2 separate regions of the Mus musculus genome follow, and region 2 is linked to region 1. A link is a loop called in an ENCODE intact Hi-C map of the cell type or tissue named here. Cell type or tissue: gastrocnemius. All regions are shown on one strand. Links, peaks and the distances in the headings refer to the core of each region. The heading gives the core; the rest is flanking DNA.

Evidence for each region. Hi-C counts contacts between places; a loop is a spot of excess contacts. Peaks named below come from ENCODE experiments on the same cell type or tissue, not always from the same donor. Only the 100,000 strongest peaks of a DNase experiment are listed, where the experiment ranks them.
Region 2: a loop joins it to region 1, with 2.9 times the contacts of the local background. A loop is called at or near these places in 3 of 42 quality-filtered maps.

What each region holds. Positions count from the first base shown.
Region 1 is chr17:35,242,255-35,250,580 of GRCm38, reverse strand. It overlaps Ddx39b (DEAD box helicase 39b), which reads right to left. Exons shown (of 11, transcript NM_019693.3): 2 at 7,131-7,468; 3 at 6,318-6,445; 4 at 6,033-6,125; 5 at 3,461-3,644; 6 at 1,512-1,630. The coding sequence starts at 7,341. It overlaps Mir6975 (microRNA 6975), which reads right to left and starts at 6,506; the gene lies at 6,446-6,506. It overlaps Gm25128 (a small nucleolar RNA gene), which reads right to left and starts at 3,406; the gene lies at 3,331-3,406. It overlaps LOC115488830 (a small nucleolar RNA gene), which reads right to left and starts at 7,903; the gene lies at 7,827-7,903. In gastrocnemius, for the core only: a CTCF peak has its summit at 4,482 (motif pointing left); DNase peaks (open chromatin) are centred at 7,286 and 7,849; H3K4me3 peaks cover 2,814 bases; H3K27ac peaks cover 3,233 bases.
Region 2 is chr17:34,105,917-34,114,192 of GRCm38, reverse strand. It overlaps Brd2 (bromodomain containing 2), which reads left to right. Exons shown (of 13, transcript NM_001204973.1): 9 at 16-261; 10 at 361-623; 11 at 712-1,016; 12 at 1,215-1,337; 13 at 1,485-2,174. The coding sequence ends at 1,618. Among named protein-coding and RNA genes, the nearest start is that of Brd2, 13 kb to the left of the region's middle. In gastrocnemius, for the core only: a CTCF peak has its summit at 4,577 (motif pointing left); a DNase peak (open chromatin) is centred at 4,523; H3K27ac peaks cover 753 bases.

The DNA of each region.
Region 1 (8,326 bases), core at 146-8,145:
CATGGCCAGGCAGGCCAGGCCAGGTCAGGCCAGGTCACCTCTCTGAGCCCTAACTCAGCACAGCCTGCCCTCTTCTCAGCTCTCCTGGTATCAGGCAATACCCTAAGCAGCTCCTCCTGACCTGACCCTGAGTCCCCAACCCCTCAGATGCCCTCACACCTCCATCACTGAGCCTGCCTGCTTTCTAACTAACTCCTAACTAAAGGGCATGGCTTCTCTTCCTTTCTCCATCTCCTTCCTGGCAGCAGCCGTGAGATTTATTGCTTGGCTGCACTGTTTTTCTCTTCAGTTCTAATAAATCAATCTTTTAGCATCAAAAGTGGAAAGGCAATGGAAAGGAAATCACCTTACATTTCATAAAAAATAAGCGTCCCCACCCCTAACCCTTGAAGGGAAGGAAGGAGCAAACACTGCGACAGTTAACCCCAGGCTGGACTTCCCACTCTCCACACAGAGCCAGGGACCAAGGCAGGGTCACAGAAACCTCTTCCGGAAGACAGGCTCCTCAAATAAGTCCCACAGCTGCCTAATTCTGCCCCAAGCCCAGCCCAAGAGAAAGCCATCATCTTCTCAAGGGAAGGGCCCAGGAGGGGTGGAAGGACCCACTGCTCAGTCTCAGCTCTGACACCCACGTGGTCGCTTGTCAGTACAGCTTCCCATTCGACAGTTCCCATAACCCTCAACTTAAAAAAAATGAGAGAAAAAAAAATCCACCACCCCACTCAGGACACTTCCTCCCCCAACAAGTATGGGGAAAATGGGGTACAGCACATTAGTTTCAGGAAAAAACCGGGAACAGAAAAAGAGGCTGGATTGGTCCTCAGCATCTGGTCAGGCTCCCGTGGCCTCCGCGGCTGCCATCCGCTGCTCGCAGGTCTGCCTTCTGCCGTCGTGCCTCAGTGCTTCTCTGCTGCCAGCTCACATCAACCAAGGCTCCGATGGGCGCAAGGAGGTATGGGTGGGGAGGAGGAGGGGACTGGGGGCTGAGGTGCCAAAGGCCCCCGCTCCTGGAGGTTGGGAAGGGCCGATTCATGGTGCTGTTTGTTTGTTCTTCTTCTGGACAGGCCCTGCACCTGACTGTCCCTCTCTCGCTCTCCTGCCACTGACATGTAGAGTTTCGGTGAGCAGAGGCTCCAGCTGAAAGCTCCGTGCCACCCGGAGGCTGCGTGGCTGAAGGGGGTGTGTAGGAGACGATGGGAGGGTGGTAGGGCACAAAATTTTGCCCTACCCCCAAAGGGAGAAGAGGTTCAAAATGTCGTGATTAAAAAATGTCAAACACTACCCGCTCTCACGTTAACCCGACCAAGTCTTCCGGAGTTTCCCTGGCACGCGCAGACCCTATCGCTAACTGTCTCTGCCTCTGTGTTTTTCTTCAAGGAGTTGTTGCTCCCAGACGGGCACAAGCTCCCTTCTTGGTGCTTGAAGGACAAGGGAGTCTGGAGGAAGAGGGCGAGGAGGGGGAGAAGGCAGCGGGCGGGGAGTGGAGGGAGAGAAGGTAGAAGGGTATTTACATCTTGCATGAACTTGCGGCAGACTGGGCGGATCTCTTTGCTCAAGGTAGCACTGAACATCATGACCTGCTTCTCATGGGGGGTCATGCGAAAAATTTCCTGGACATCCCGACGCATGTCTGCAGGGGAGAAAAAAACCACACACACACAGAAGAAGTGAGTCTGTGACATAAGTCTGGTGAGGCCAATGAAACTCTGAGGGGAGCCACTGCAGAGATGTGGCGGTTCCATGATCTCAGGAACGAGTCAGGCTTCGTGGCACATGCCTGTAATCCCAGCACTTAGGAGGCCCAGGAGCTGTGTATACTAGTAACAGCATGGAATAAAGAATGTGCTTAGAAAAAGACTTGGGGTCAAGTTCCACTCTTGTTTTGACAAGAAATATGACCGAATCTACAAAGTGGGGAAAAAGTTCACGAGAGGCTCAGGGGACAGAAGCCCTTAAATATGGAGTATGAGGCTGGACAACGGTCCAGCAGCCACGGGCACTTGCTGCTCTTACAGAGATCCACATTAGCTTCCCAGTTCCCACGATTGCCTGTAACTTAGCTCCAGGGCGGTTCACTCCTCTGTCCTCTATGGGCACAAGCATGCATGCACACATACACACTTAAAAATAATAAACTTGCCGGGCATGGTGGTGCACGCCTTTGATCCCAGCACTCGGGAGGCAGGGGCAGGCGGATTTCTGAGTTCGAGGCCAGCCTGGTCTACAAAGTGAGTTCCAGGACAGTCAGGGCTATACAGAGAAACCCTGACTCAAAAAAAAAAAAAAAAAACAACTTACATTTGTAATCCCAGAACTCAGGAGGTAGAGGTAAGCAAATCTGAGTTTGAGGCCAGCCTGGTTTCTAACATAATTTCCAGTCCAACTAGTTCTACACAAGAAGACCTATACATACATACATACATACAGTCTCCAAGAAAATACCGCTGAAGGCCCTTTCCTGCTGCTCTCCCTACGCCCATCTCAGAACTTAATCTCTACACCAGTCCACTGTGCCTTCCACCTTCACCTCTCGCCTCACATACCCTGTTCCATGAGACATATACAGCCGATCTAATGCCACCAGAGTGCCATCTTGAGACAGTCAAAGGCCATTTGTAAAGACTTTTCTCTAGAGCTACACTCTTTTCTACTCTCCCAACTCAACAGAATCAATTCTCTCCCCCACCTCTTTTAAAGATAAGAGCTCGATATGTAGCCCTTGGGATTAAAGGCAGGTTAAGCCTTTTTTTCAAGAATTTCTCTGTGTAGTCCTGGATATCCTTGAACTGACTCTAGACCAGATGGGCCTCCAACTCAGAGACTCGCCTGCCTTAGACTCTTGAAGTGCTTGGATTAAAGGCATGTGCCAAAACTAGCACCCGGAGCTCCGTTATGTTATTATTTATATTCATTCCATGTACATCTAAGCAACACGAATGCACCTAGTGCTCAAAAAAGCCAAAGGAGGGTTTCAGGCACCCCTGGAAACCGGAGCTATGTATAGTGGTTATATGCTTTCATATGGATGCTGGGAATGAAACGAGGTCTTCTGCAAGAGCAGCCAAGTGCTCTTAACTAACGAGCCATTTCTCTAGCACTCCCCAAAGAAACTCTTAATGAAATTTCATCCTTATCACGCATGCTATACTGGGATACAAGGGCAGGCACCTGCTGCTCTTGTGTAACACCCAGTACATGGTCCATCCCTAAGGAGAGGGTGGTGGTGAGGACTTGTAGCGTCAGCACATTCAGTTCCCTGCTACAGGAAGGAGCGCAGGGCTGAGCACACCGCATCACTGTACAGCACCAGGGGAAGAGAAGGAGGCCCAGAGCCATCAGTCATGGGTGATAGATAAGGGTCGTCCTTGCACACAAGTGCTCCTATGTCAAACATACATCATTTGGCTCAAAGGGCTGCTCCCCAAACCACCTGAGCTGCGGCCTGGGCACCGCCACTCACCGAGCTGTTCAAGCATCTTGTCACACTCGTCCAAAATAAAGTGTTTAATGTGTTTGAGGTTCAGGCTCTTATTTCGAGCCAGGGCTAGAATTCGGCCAGGAGTCCCCACGACGATGTGTGGGCAGTTCTTCTTCAGCACCTCTTCGTCCTTCTTGATAGACAGACCGCCAAAAAACACTGCCACCTGTCAACCACGAGAAAGGACAATGTTCCAGTCTCCCAGAATTCTCCCCCATCCCTTTGGTTTGAGAGGCCTCACTGTATAGCCCTGGTTGGCCTAGAACTCACTTTGTAGATCAGCCTGTCTGGCACCAAGTACAGATTAAAGGCAGTGGGCCATCTTGCCAATACCAGTGTGTCCATTCTGTGGTTGACTGTAAACCAACTCTTAGCTTTCAGGCCTGCAGTGGCTCCTGTGCCTCCCATAAGAAACAAAGCGACCCCCTCAGCACCAGGGGGCCAAGGGGGATGGAGGAAGGGATGAACACTCAGCTTCTCCGCCTCCACTCAAACTCCACGACAGGATCGCTCTGCACAGCCCTAGCTGATCTACACAACGAGGCACGTGTGACTCCAAAGTCACAGCTTCCTTACACAGATGAAGAAAGCAAGAAGCCACCAGCAAGTGTGAGGCGCCACCCAACGATCAAACCACAAGCAAGCTTTCCTAACTGAACTGTCAGACAGTCTCCCTGGCCTGGAGCCTTTGCTTCCTCGGTGCCTGAGATAAAAGTCACACCATGTGCAACCCACTAGGTGAGTGTGTGAGCTGTGACACCAGGTGAGTGCTGGATGTGTGAGCTGTGACACGTGGACTTGTCCAATTTCAAGGGGAAAGAAATAACCAGGACGCTTACTCTACAGTAAACCTCTTCCTCTTCTCAATCCTGAACCACAATGGCTAACACATGCACACAGGAGCACTCCACTCCTGTTCACGATGGTTTACTGGTATCAGTTAAGCTTTCAGACATAGTTACAAATACTGAGGGAAAAGCGAGCTAAAACTAAGGGAGGGACTAGACAGCCCCCTAGAGGACACTGTGCTGCACAGCCAAGGAGAAGTACAGATGATTCTGATTTTATGATGGGGGGGGGGACCTAACCAGCTAATCTGCAGGCTCCTACACCAAACCCAACCTCAGACTTGATCCCAACTCTCAGAGCATTTTGAGTAGCACAAGGGTGCTGTGGGTCCTGCAGAGAAGGACTGCAGCTTTGCCACCCTCCCTCTTTGTTTTGAGACCTTAGCCCCGGGCAGCCTTCAACTCCAGCAAACGCCCACCTCAACCTCCCAGGCCATGGGAATACAGGAATGAGCCACTGATCCAGCTTCAGTTCCCAACTATTAAATCCACCACAAGGGACCGGTCAGCCAAGGAACTGAAAGTCTATTAGTTTTTTGGCAAGGTATAATGACATACAGCCAGAGGCACAGGCACACAGACATAGACAATGCCTCCAGATTACAAACTATTTTCAAAATCCTAGGAAAAAGATATATAAATACGCTAAAATGTTTCAGAGGCCAGTAAGCTTGCACACAGACAGGTTAGGAAAACAATGTCTAATGCTTGGTTATGCCGAGCAATGGAAACCTCAGAGATCACAAGATCTCTGGCCTCCTTTAGCATTTTGCACATACTGCCTTTCCTTTTCTTCTTCTAGAATTCCCCCTTTTAAATCTGTCATGCTGGGCGGTTGTGGAGATGCTCGCCTTTAATCCCAGTAGAGGCAGAGGAAGGTGGATTTGACTCAAAGGTCAGCCCAGACTGATCCAAGCTGCTCTTTCCCCACCCTAACCAGAATAGGAAGTCTGCACACATCTCTCTACTCACAGGGCCAGCTTACAAGGCCTTTCAAACCCAGCAGGCCACTCACCCAAGCATGGAAATATATAATCTCAAAAGTTCCAAAGGATGCCAACTGTGAGGCCACACCACGTTCCTTCACAGAGGACACAGGCCACTTGTTATGACCCCCGGAAAGCTTTAACCACTCTAGAGTTAAAGTCCACACCAGGGCTGTTTTAAGAGCATCTAGCTTCCTCTTGCCACATACAACCCAACTCTCAAACAATCTACCAAGCAATTCAGGAGAACAGAACAGAGGCTCTGGCCAAGCCAGGTGGCAAAGGCCTGCCCCAACTACTCAGGAACCTGTGGCAGGAGCCTCAGGTTCAAGGCCTCCTATCTCTAGACTAAGGTGAGTTCAAGGCCTACCAGGACAACGTGGTGGTTAAGAGACAGTCGTGAACATAAAAACAAAGGACCCAGGGGTGGCTCAGTCCCACACATAGTAGCTCAAGGCTCTGGAATGGAATCTGCAATACCAAAACCAACTAACCACAAAGTGTTGCGGTGGTATCACCTAAAGCTACGAACTCTCAGGAACACACAGGTGTATTCACAGTATGGAACCTGGAAGGGCAGCCACAGAAGGGTGTGGCACTAACTGAAGTCTCTCATGTGACCACACCACTGACAGCACAGGGATGCCCGAGGACAGCCAACCTCCCTCCCAGTGCCTGTCTCCCCACAGCCTCCTGTCCCAGGTTTCTTTCCCCCCTTACCTTGACATTCGGCATGTACTTAGAGAAGCGCTCATATTCCTTGCTGATCTGAAAAGCCAGCTCCCTAGTGTGACACATCACCAGCACAGACACCTTTGAGGGAGCAAATGGAGACAGACACAGTAAAGTCAGCCCCTCGTCACAAGAGCATCCAGCAACTTGTCAGTGATGTTGGCGAACATTCCCCTTGAACTGCAGAGGACACCAGCTGAGAACACATGGAGCCAGAAACGGCCTCCTGGTGATTCAATCTCCACACCCTCTCCAGCACTGCCCCCAACATACCTGCCCAGTAACGGGCTCCAGCTGCTGCAGTGTGGCCAGGACAAACACTGCTGTTTTTCCCATGCCTGACTTGGCCTGGCACAGGACATCCATCCCCAGAATGGCCTGCGGGATGCACTCATGCTGGACTAGGAGGAGAAAGGAGAGACATTTTTGCACCGTGCCAAACCCCTTTCTCCCCAGCCGACTCATCATATGTCACCTTGTCACCTTTCAGACCCCATCCTTTCCCTGACCCTCATCACTCTTACACTCAAGTCAAACCCTCCTACCCCAGCTCCCCAGTTCCGCTAAGAAAGAACCCTCGTGAAGCTACCAACAGCTCACCTTCCACGTTCCTGGCTAAACTTACTTTTCTTACACCGCAACAATCTATGAATTCGACTGCCACAGGCCATTTCTCCTACATAGGTTGCTGTGCTTTTGGGTCATGTAACCCTGCAACCTTGAACAAAATGAAGGACTTGGTACCTGACCCAGAAGCCACAGAAGCCAGCATCCTGATCGTTAAGGTTTCCGGAAACGACACTTGGCCTGGCCCAAAAGAAGGGAACTAAAGGTCCAACCAGGCCCTCTCTGGGAGTCCGAACAGTCAGAAAGACAAAAACCAAGCAAAAAAGCCAGGCACAGAACAAATGGCAGCCCTCTGTTTAACGGAGAACAAAAGCCTCTTCTACAGCTGCCGTCTTGGGTACATTCTCAGAGCTTGGCCTATCCCAAATAAATTCAAATCCTATGACCCTAGACTTGAACCTCCCTTTTCTTGCACCAGAGGTGCTAAATAAGGTCTCTACACCCAACAATAAAATGTACCCTCTGATGGATGCTCAAAGCCACAGTCAACGATGGCCCGGAGCAGCTCTGGCTTGAGTAGAAAATCTCGGAAGCCGGAGCTGTGGATGGAGACGTAGGAGCCCTTGACGTCTTTCTTGGCGGGAGCCTCGGTCCCATCTGCCCCAGCGGCTGTCTCCACCTCGTCGTCTTCGTAGTCCAAGAGCTCATTGTCCACATCGTTCTCTGCCATAATTGGGCCGGCAGGGGGAGAAGGGAGGTCTCTTGAGTTAGGTGTCCCAGAGCAGGTGAGGAAGCAAGGGCCAAAGAGAGGGGTTGAAGAACAGCAAGGGGAAAGACACCAGTTTCCGACAGAAGAGCTGGGAGAGGGGACAACAAAAAAACCGGAAAAACTCATCAGTCACGAATGGACTCGTCACTTCTCGTCGATCCCTACACCCGTCCTATTCTTCCCTAAACTGTGAAACCTTTGTCCCGAAAGAAGAGTTAACAAAGAGACTCATGACATAAGAAACGGGAACACCAGACGGGAGAGACAGAGTGGGCTCCACCGCTAACCAGACTTTGTAACACACACTTCGACAGGCAGGAGCCAACTGGGAGACCGCAGTAAAATGAGCGTGACTAACGACTCACACGAGGGTTGAGACACAAAGGACAAGGGAAGACAGAGACTGCGCTTTCTCCTGCCACCTCACGGTGGTGATCCCCAACGTCAGCCATCAGTCAAGGGTGATAGATAAGGGTCAGCACTGCGCAGAGCGCTCACTTCCCAAATGCAAACATCATGTGGCTGCCGCTATTCTCTTGCTCAGAAACCCCCGAGTGGCCGTCCCAGCGGCGCACACCTGGACCGGGGAACAGAAGCAGGAAGGAGGGTGGTGCGGGGCGGAGGGTGGGAAGTGTATGAATGGCTCCATTTCAAGAAAAAAAAAATTTTTTTGTTTTGAAAAAGATGGGTGTGTGCAGTTCAATGGCAGTGCTTGCTTAGTAACGCGAGAGGCCGCAAGGTTCGGCTCAGCGCTGCCAAAGTTAATTTTAAAAGTCGCACTAAGGAATTAAGGTCACAGCTGAGAACGATGCAGGATTAAGAGTGTGAGCCGGGTGGCCTTAGAAAGGAACGCCTTGCAGTGCTCTCGGAAAAGCTTCCCCAGAAGTGCGCGACACCATCGGCCACGCACAGAGGCAGCCATTCACAGAGAGCTCCAAATAAGGCA
Region 2 (8,276 bases), core at 1-8,000, 1.1 Mb after region 1:
CCCTGTCTTTTTTAGGATGTGTTTGAGTTTCGCTATGCCAAGATGCCAGATGAGCCACTGGAACCAGGACCTCTACCAGTCTCTACTGCCTTGCCTCCTGGGTTGACCAAATCCTCTTCAGAGTCCTCCAGTGAGGAAAGTAGCAGTGAGAGTTCCTCTGAGGAAGAGGAGGAGGAGGAAGAAGATGAGGACGAGGAGGAGAGTGAAAGCTCAGACTCTGAGGAGGAAAGGGCTCATCGCCTAGCAGAGCTGCAGGAGCAGGTAGATCATTGTGTTGTGCTCTGTAATTGGGTAAGAACTTGGACTAAGTTAAGACCAAGAAACAATTGGGATCAACAATTTCACCTTTTTCCTGTATAGCTTCGGGCAGTTCATGAACAACTGGCTGCCCTGTCCCAGGGCCCAATATCTAAGCCCAAGCGGAAGAGAGAGAAAAAGGAAAAAAAGAAGAAACGGAAGGCAGAGAAACATCGTGGCCGAATTGGGATCGATGAAGATGATAAGGGGCCTAGGGCACCTCGCCCACCTCAGCCCAAGAAATCTAAGAAAGCAGGTGGTGGGGGTAGCAATGCTACTACACTCAGCCATCCTGGCTTTGGGACTTCCGGAGGAAGTAGCAACAAGTAAGGATTTAAGACTGTGTCTTACAGTATTGTACAAGCCAGCTTGCATGGTGTAAACTCATTACTGACAATTTCTTATTACCCGTAGGCTACCTAAAAAGTCTCAAAAGACAGCTCCACCTGTCCTTCCCACTGGCTATGATTCTGAGGAGGAGGAAGAAAGCAGGCCCATGAGTTATGATGAGAAGAGACAGTTAAGCCTGGATATCAATAAGTTACCTGGGGAAAAGCTGGGTCGAGTAGTACATATCATCCAAGCCAGGGAACCCTCTCTACGTGATTCAAATCCAGAAGAAATTGAGATTGATTTTGAAACACTCAAGCCGTCCACACTTAGAGAGCTTGAGCGATATGTTTTATCCTGCCTTCGAAAGAAACCCCGGAAGCCCTACAGTGAGTATCAGATGATTGATGTCCATCAGTCAACACTGCTCCACAGTAGTACTTGTGAGGACAGCAAGATGTGGGGGTCTGGTGTGTGTGTGTTTGTGGCAAGCAGCATCCAGGATGACTGGGCTGCTTCAGGAATGGAAGTTGGCGACTCTGGGGGAAGACTTGGCAATAGAGTGAGTCCTGACTTTCCCCCTCCAGCTATTAGGAAACCTGTGGGAAAAACAAAGGAGGAACTGGCTTTGGAGAAGAAGCGGGAGCTAGAGAAGCGGTTGCAGGATGTCAGTGGACAGCTCAACTCCACCAAAAAGCCTCCCAAGAAAGGTATTTCAGACTGCTAAACGTTATATTCACTCTTTCTCTCCTTAAGTTGAATGCTGGGACTTGAACAGAGGATTGGCTAGCTAGCAACTAGCCCTTGTGACTACCTGACAAATGAAAATGTCACATCTTCTACCTTTAACTTTACAGCGAGTGAGAAGACAGAGTCATCTGCACAGCAAGTGGCAGTGTCCCGTCTCAGTGCTTCTAGTTCCAGCTCAGATTCCAGCTCCTCGTCGTCATCTTCCTCTTCTTCAGACACCAGCGATTCAGACTCGGGCTAAGGGGCCAGGCCAGATGGGGCAGGAAGGCTCCGCAGGACCGGACCCCTGAACCACCCTTCCCCACTTTCCCTTGCTGTGACGCTTCTTCATCTCACCCCTCCATAGGAGAGCTGGCTCTGCAGTGGGGAGGAAGGCAGGGACATGGACAAAATACGATTGAATTCCTAGCCCTCTTGGGTGTGGTGTCCCTGTTGAGGATGATGGGGGTGGGGCAAGGGTATGGGTGGGAGTGGGGATAGGCCTGGCATAAAGCCCCCTGAGCTGTAGCTGTCCTGTTCACTTCTAAGGGCCCTGTTTTGAGGTTTTAATTTATTTAAGCTATGTGGTAAGGCTGGGGGTGTGTAGCCGTGGTCCTCCCTCCAGCTTCCATGGGGAGGGAAGAAGAGGGAGCTCTTTTTGTTTTTTACATTGACTTTTTTTTTCTACTTTTCCCTTTTACTTCCACTCCATTTGGGGCCTGGGGATTTTAGTCACCTCTCCAGTTGGCCCCAAGACTGTCTTTTCTTTCTTGAGTCTAACATGTAAATAAAGAAAATATTATTGAAGTTTTGAGTTAGTTTTCTTAGTGAGATTTGTTTCTGTGTTCAAAGTGGCTCAGAAGAAATGGTTGAGTATTATTGGTGCTGGGGTGGGTGGCGATTGTTCTGCTTGATTCGGTGCTGGGTATCACATCATCATTAGCTATATCCCCCAGTTGGCCCCTAGGTCTGTCTTTTAAGAGTGCTAAGAATTGAAGCCTAGAGTGCTAGACAAGGACTGGTACTAAGTACCTATCAGTGACCAAACAGGTAAGGGGATAGCTTAGTTTGAGTTCAACCAGGTTATAAGGCACTCCACTCTGTCTTAAGTTCCAAGTCTTCATTCAGGAGCTGTGTGATGCACAGCTCTTCAAAGTGAGGCTTTAGTTTAGTGTACCAAAGGAAATGGGAGCAGAGGCTGAGGAGTGTCCAAAATAGTGACAGTTCATTCTGCCACAAGTGAGTCAATATATACCTGCAAGTGGAGAGTAAGAGTGATAGGACTGGTGAAGGTGGTGAAAAACAGCAGTTAACCTCTACAGGAAGGAAAGCCAGCTAAGCCTAGACCTAAGAAGGTGAATTCAGAGGTCTTTAAAAGTGGGAGGAATTTCCCTGGGATTGTGACAGGAATTTAACTTAAAGGCAAATGGAATGGAGTAGGGATTTCAATTGAAATTTGAGGAAATTTTTATAAGGTTTAAAAGTAATTGGGGGGGAAAAAAAGGCTGGGAGTGGTGGTGCAGGCCTTTAATCCCAGCACAGATTTGAGTTGGAGGCCAGCCTGGTCTACAAAGTGAGTGCCAGGGCTATGCAGAGAAACCCTGTCTTGGGGGAAAAAAAAAGGAGGTGGGAGGGTGAGAGACTGGAGAGATGGCTCTGCAGTTAATAGCACTGACCTTAACAGAGGTCCTGAGTTCAATTCCCAGTAACCACATGGTGGCTCACAACTATCTAGTGAGATCTGATGCCCTCTTGTGTGTTTGAAGACAGCACAGTGTACTTATACATAAAGTAATTTTTTAGAAAAAGTAATTTGGGGAGACTAGAAGTAGCTTAATACCTGCTCTGCTCAGACTAATAGCTAGGTTGGCTTCCAGCATAACTTAGGACACCTTAAGAACAACCTTAAAGCAGTTTAAGAGAAGGAAGGCCTGGGTCAACCTCTCTGGAACTGAAAAAGGTCCCCAAACATGTGCTGCACTCCCAGGAATTTCTGGTCAGTTTATCTCCCAAACAGCGTCCTCCTTCCCCATCTGGTCAAAGGTCCTACCTTCTCTTCTTAGGCATTCTCTAAGTGTCTGGACTTCATCTGGGTGTTTTTGGGTTTTTTGTTGTTTTTTCGAGACAGGGTTTCTCTATCTGTGACTATCCTGGAACTCACTCCGTAGACCAGGCTGGCCTCTGCCTCCCAAGTGCTGGGATGAAAGGCGTTCACTGCCACCGCCCGGCTCGTCTGGGTTTCTAATGCTCTTTGGTAAGGAGGCCAGGGTTGATGGTGGAATGCCGGGTATTTCCTTCTGTGCTGGTTTGGAGTTCTGCCTTCCACAGCCGCTGCCTTTCTGGGATCAGCCTGGCACTGGGAAGGAGCTGGTGCCTGCTGTCTCTTACATCCCAGTCCAGCCCTCATGGTTTAGATGGAAAAACTCCCAGGACAAGTGCCAGAGCTGGTTAGAACTACTGGTTTAGCGGGACCAAAGAGCAGGTTGGCTTGAAGGATAAGTGCCTAGGAGGCCATGGTGTGGGTCTCTAGCACTGCCAGCCTATTCTCTGTGTACACAAGACAGCACGTTAGTTAGACACAAGATGTGGCTGGAGTAAGACAGCTTTCTGTGATCAGAAAAGAGGGGGCTAGAAATGGTAGAAGAAATGGCTTGAGTAAAGTCAAGCTAAAGCAGGAAAAAAATGGAAGATGAGTGCTCACCCACATGGCCAGTGGCAGCTCTATAAAGCAGGCATCTCCTGATAGTTCACAAGGAACAATTAGTGTGTGCCAAGCACAGTGCCAGAAACAATTTGGTTGTCATGGTAACCTTAGACAAGGTGTGTATTGTAATAACCTCTCAGTAGACTGGAGGGAGGGGTGCTAGAGGGGGAGGGAGGCTCAAGAGCTAGCTAAGCAGTTTGCCCCAAGTCAGCATAGTCAACGGAGGTATAGGATTTGACAAGGCAGCCTGGCTCCAGAATCTATACCCTCTATACTGGGCTTACAAGGGCTTACTTACTGCTATGCTCGGAAAGTGGGCGAGGAGACCGCTGTCTGTGTATAGCTGCAGCTACTGAGGTTGAAGCAGCAGGTGGAGGTTGATTTCACTGCATTAGAACAGGGATTTTGTAGATAAAACAGCTTTCCCAGCAGTAGAAAGCTGGTCTGACTGAGGGGCCGCTCGCTGCGCTGGCACACACTGAGGAACTTACCTGAGACTGGGATTTTTGGTGCCATCTGTTGGTCATGCCTGTGACTTCCACTTAAATCTTCATTCATTTCGTCTGTGGGGTCTCTTCCATGTTTTAACAGGAGCCTTCACTCTTGTACTGTGGAGGATCATAGATAAGGTCTTAGGCCTTGTCTCTTGTTACCTGAGCCCTTGCTGGAGAGAGCCTCCGCTTCGAGGAAGATATCCCTTGTTACACCTTGATAACTCTCTGAGCAACTATCCAGTCTGTCTATAGACCTTACAGTCCAACTGCCTGATGGTAGTGTTCATAGGGCTGCTAACACTCAACATGTCCACAAAGACCTGCTTTCCAAACATGCCCCTTGGTGCCAGGTATCACTGAGGTACATCCCTAACCTGGCGAGTCATCCGTGTAATAAGCATTTCCCTGTGCTTACACACATGTGCACCTCTACAGTCAGCTGTTAATCCTAGAGGTCGGGATTTATCATGCAAGCTTCAGCCTAGTGACCCTGGCTTGTTTCCTCTCTTGTTCCCCGGTCAGTTAGGCCTTGCCGGCCTAAGTTGTCCAGCTAGCCACCACGTTTCAGGGCCCATCCTCCTCGTCTCATTTCTGCTTGCCTTTTTAAAGTCTTCCCTTTCTGGGGTACTAAGCCTGTAACTTTAACATGGTCAAGATAACTCCCAACCTTTTCTTTTTTTTTTTTTTTTTTTTTTTTAAAGATTTATTTATTTATTTATTTATTATATGTAAGTACACTGTAGCTGTCCTCAGACACTCCAGAAGAGGGAGTCAGATCTCGTTACAGATGGTTGTGAGCCACCATGTGGTTGCTGGGATTTGAACTCCTGACCTTCGGAAGAGCAGTCGGGTGCTCTTACCCACTGAGCCATCTCACCAGCCCCAACCTTTTCTTGTTAGACACCAGACTACAGACTCTTAAGTGCTTTTGTTTCTCTGTCATGCAAATACAGAAGTATTCCTATTTGCCAAGTGAGAATGTCGAATACTGTCAGATGAACTAGCATTTGAGTTGAGGTTGGAAAAGAAAAGGATCTATTTAGCCTCGAACAGCATGAACTTTTGGGTAGTATTTGGGGGGGAGGGGAGTTGCCAAGCCCTGTTCTTTATAACAGGGTCTCTGTGTACACAAAGCTGGCCCCAAGTTTGTCCTGATCTTCCTGTCTTATGAGCCGGAATGAAATGCTGTTATTAGCTGCAGCTCCCCCACCTCAGAATCAATGGCTATGAGGAAGCACTGCTCATTTATGAAATACTTTCTTTCCTGCAATGTCAGTCCTAGAACTGACTGGCCTTTCCTTTTTTTTTTTTTTTAAGATTTATTTATTTTATTTATATGAGTACACTATAGCTGTGGCTGTCTTCAGACACACCAGAAGATGGCATCAGATCTCACTACAGATAGTTGTGAGCCACCATGTGGTTGCTGGGAATTGAACTCAGGACCTCTGGAAGAGCAGTCGGTGTTCTTAACCTCTGAGCCATCTCTCCAGCCCGTGGCTTTTCCTGAAGAGGTGAATTGTGGTGAGGATTCCTGCAAGCATCGTCATTTCCTTGGCCAGTGTAGTTCTAGTTTCTCATCCGCCATTGATACTAACTAAACTGAAGACAGCCTCGTTCCTCTTGTTTGAAAAAAAAATATTTCATATATTTTCAAGGTTTTAGAATTTGCTTATTTGCTTTCACTTAAGATATAGCCATACAGGAATAAGAGCTGAAACAGCACACACTACATCCTTACCATTGCAGTAGGCAAATGATGGTAATCTATGGTACCCACAGTACAAGTCCTCCTGTGGCAGGCTGGGTTCTCAGGGAGTCCTGTAGCTTAGGATGGCCTCAGATCCCTGGGTCATCCTGCTCTTATTTCCCAAGTGCAAGTATAGGATCACACATGTGTGCCAAGTGCAAGTGGAGGATCACACGTGTGCCAAGTGCAAGTGGAGGATCACACATGTGTGCCAAGTGTAGGAGTACATGTGTGTGCCAAGCACAGTATAGGATCACACATGTGTGTCAAGCACAGTATAGGATCACACATGTGTGCCAAATGTAAGTGTAGTATCATACATGTGTGCCAAGTGCAAGTGGAGGATCACAAGTGTGTGCCAAGTGTAGGAGTACATGAGTGTGCCAAGCACAGTGTAGGATCATACATGTGTGCCAAGTATAAGTGTAGGATCATATGTGTGTGCCAAGAGCAAGTGGAGGATCACATGAGTGTGCCAAATACAAGGGGAGGATCACACATGTGCCAAGTGTAAGTGTAGTAGAATCACACGTGCCAAGTGCAAGTGAAAACCACGCGTGTGCTGCTCAGTCCCACATTCATTCCTGATGTGAGAAAGAGTAATGCTGCCCAGCGTCTGTGGTTCCAGTTTCTGGTTGCACCTGTGACTAACTCCCTGCCTATCCCGCAAGTCCCTGGTGTCTGATCACGACCTGAGAACTTTCTAAGCTTCTGTGTTCTCTGTACTTTTTTTTTTTTTTTTTTGCCCTGGACCTGTTTTCACCAAGTGACCTTAGTCACAAATCTGCTGATAGCCTGCCTCTTGGGCTAACTCAGCACGTGCTCTCTCAGCACCCCAGAACCCAACTGTGGTTTCCCCAGCGTCTTCAGCTGAGTGTCTGAGAGAAAACTCAGGGCCGGAAAGAATGAAGACAGATATTGCTTCTGAGAGCAGCTAGGTAAATGGAGGGCAGGGGCTTTCTACAGTTAACCTCAGTGGATGAGCCAGGATGAGTCTGATTTCAAAGTTATACTCTGTATCGGAACTTTCTGGGGATGCCCTGGCGATACAGGCAAATACTTCAGATGAGCTGCCCCCCAACACCACCACCCAGATTCAGGGTAGGGGCGGGGCTTTTGGGGGCTAGAGCAGCTAGAGATACGGTCTGTCTACATTTTTTAAATTTAAGATTACATACATATGTGTGTCGTGGTGATTGTGGAGGTTGAAGACAACTTGCAGGAATCAGTTTCTCCACATGTGGGTCAGAGATATAAGGATACCAGACTTGGCAGCTGGGTCGGAGTCTTTACCTGTGTGCGCCATCCTGCTGGCCCCCAACCCTTTTAAATATAGAATCTGCCAACTATTATTGTGTAGTGCTGGAATGTTTCACAAAGCCCAATCAAAGGAATTTAGCTAAAGAACTGTTAAGAAGTGGGGAGGCACAAACGGAATGTGGTTGTTCTACAAGCACGGGTAAGGGGAGACCCCTACTGTTGGTTTCAGCTCAGCTGTAGGACAAGCTGGACGGAGGGGGAATTCTTTTAGACTGAGTTATGAGGTCCTAGTAACATTTTGGGAACATTTTGCCTTTGCTATTGTCTTTTGTTAGTCCTGATGATTTTGTTAATTGGAATTGACCATATAAATCTCAAACATAGAAAAGAAGTTAGCCTGGGCAGTGGTGGCACACACCTTTGGTCCCAGCACTAGAGAGGCCGAACCTGGCAGATAGATCTCTGTAGATTTAAGGCCAGCTAATTCCAGGACAGCCAAAGCTACACAAATCCTGTCTTTAAAAAAAAAAAACAAAAACAAAAACAAAAAAGGAGGAAGAGTTGAGGAAGAGGAGGAGGAGGAGGAAAAAGAAGAGGAGGAAGAGGAGGAGGAAAAATAGAAGCTAGTTGCAGAAAAAAGATTTGATGTGCATATTTAATAATGGAGGAAATTAAAGGCAAGAGAATAAAAAAATAGCTAAAAGTCAACACA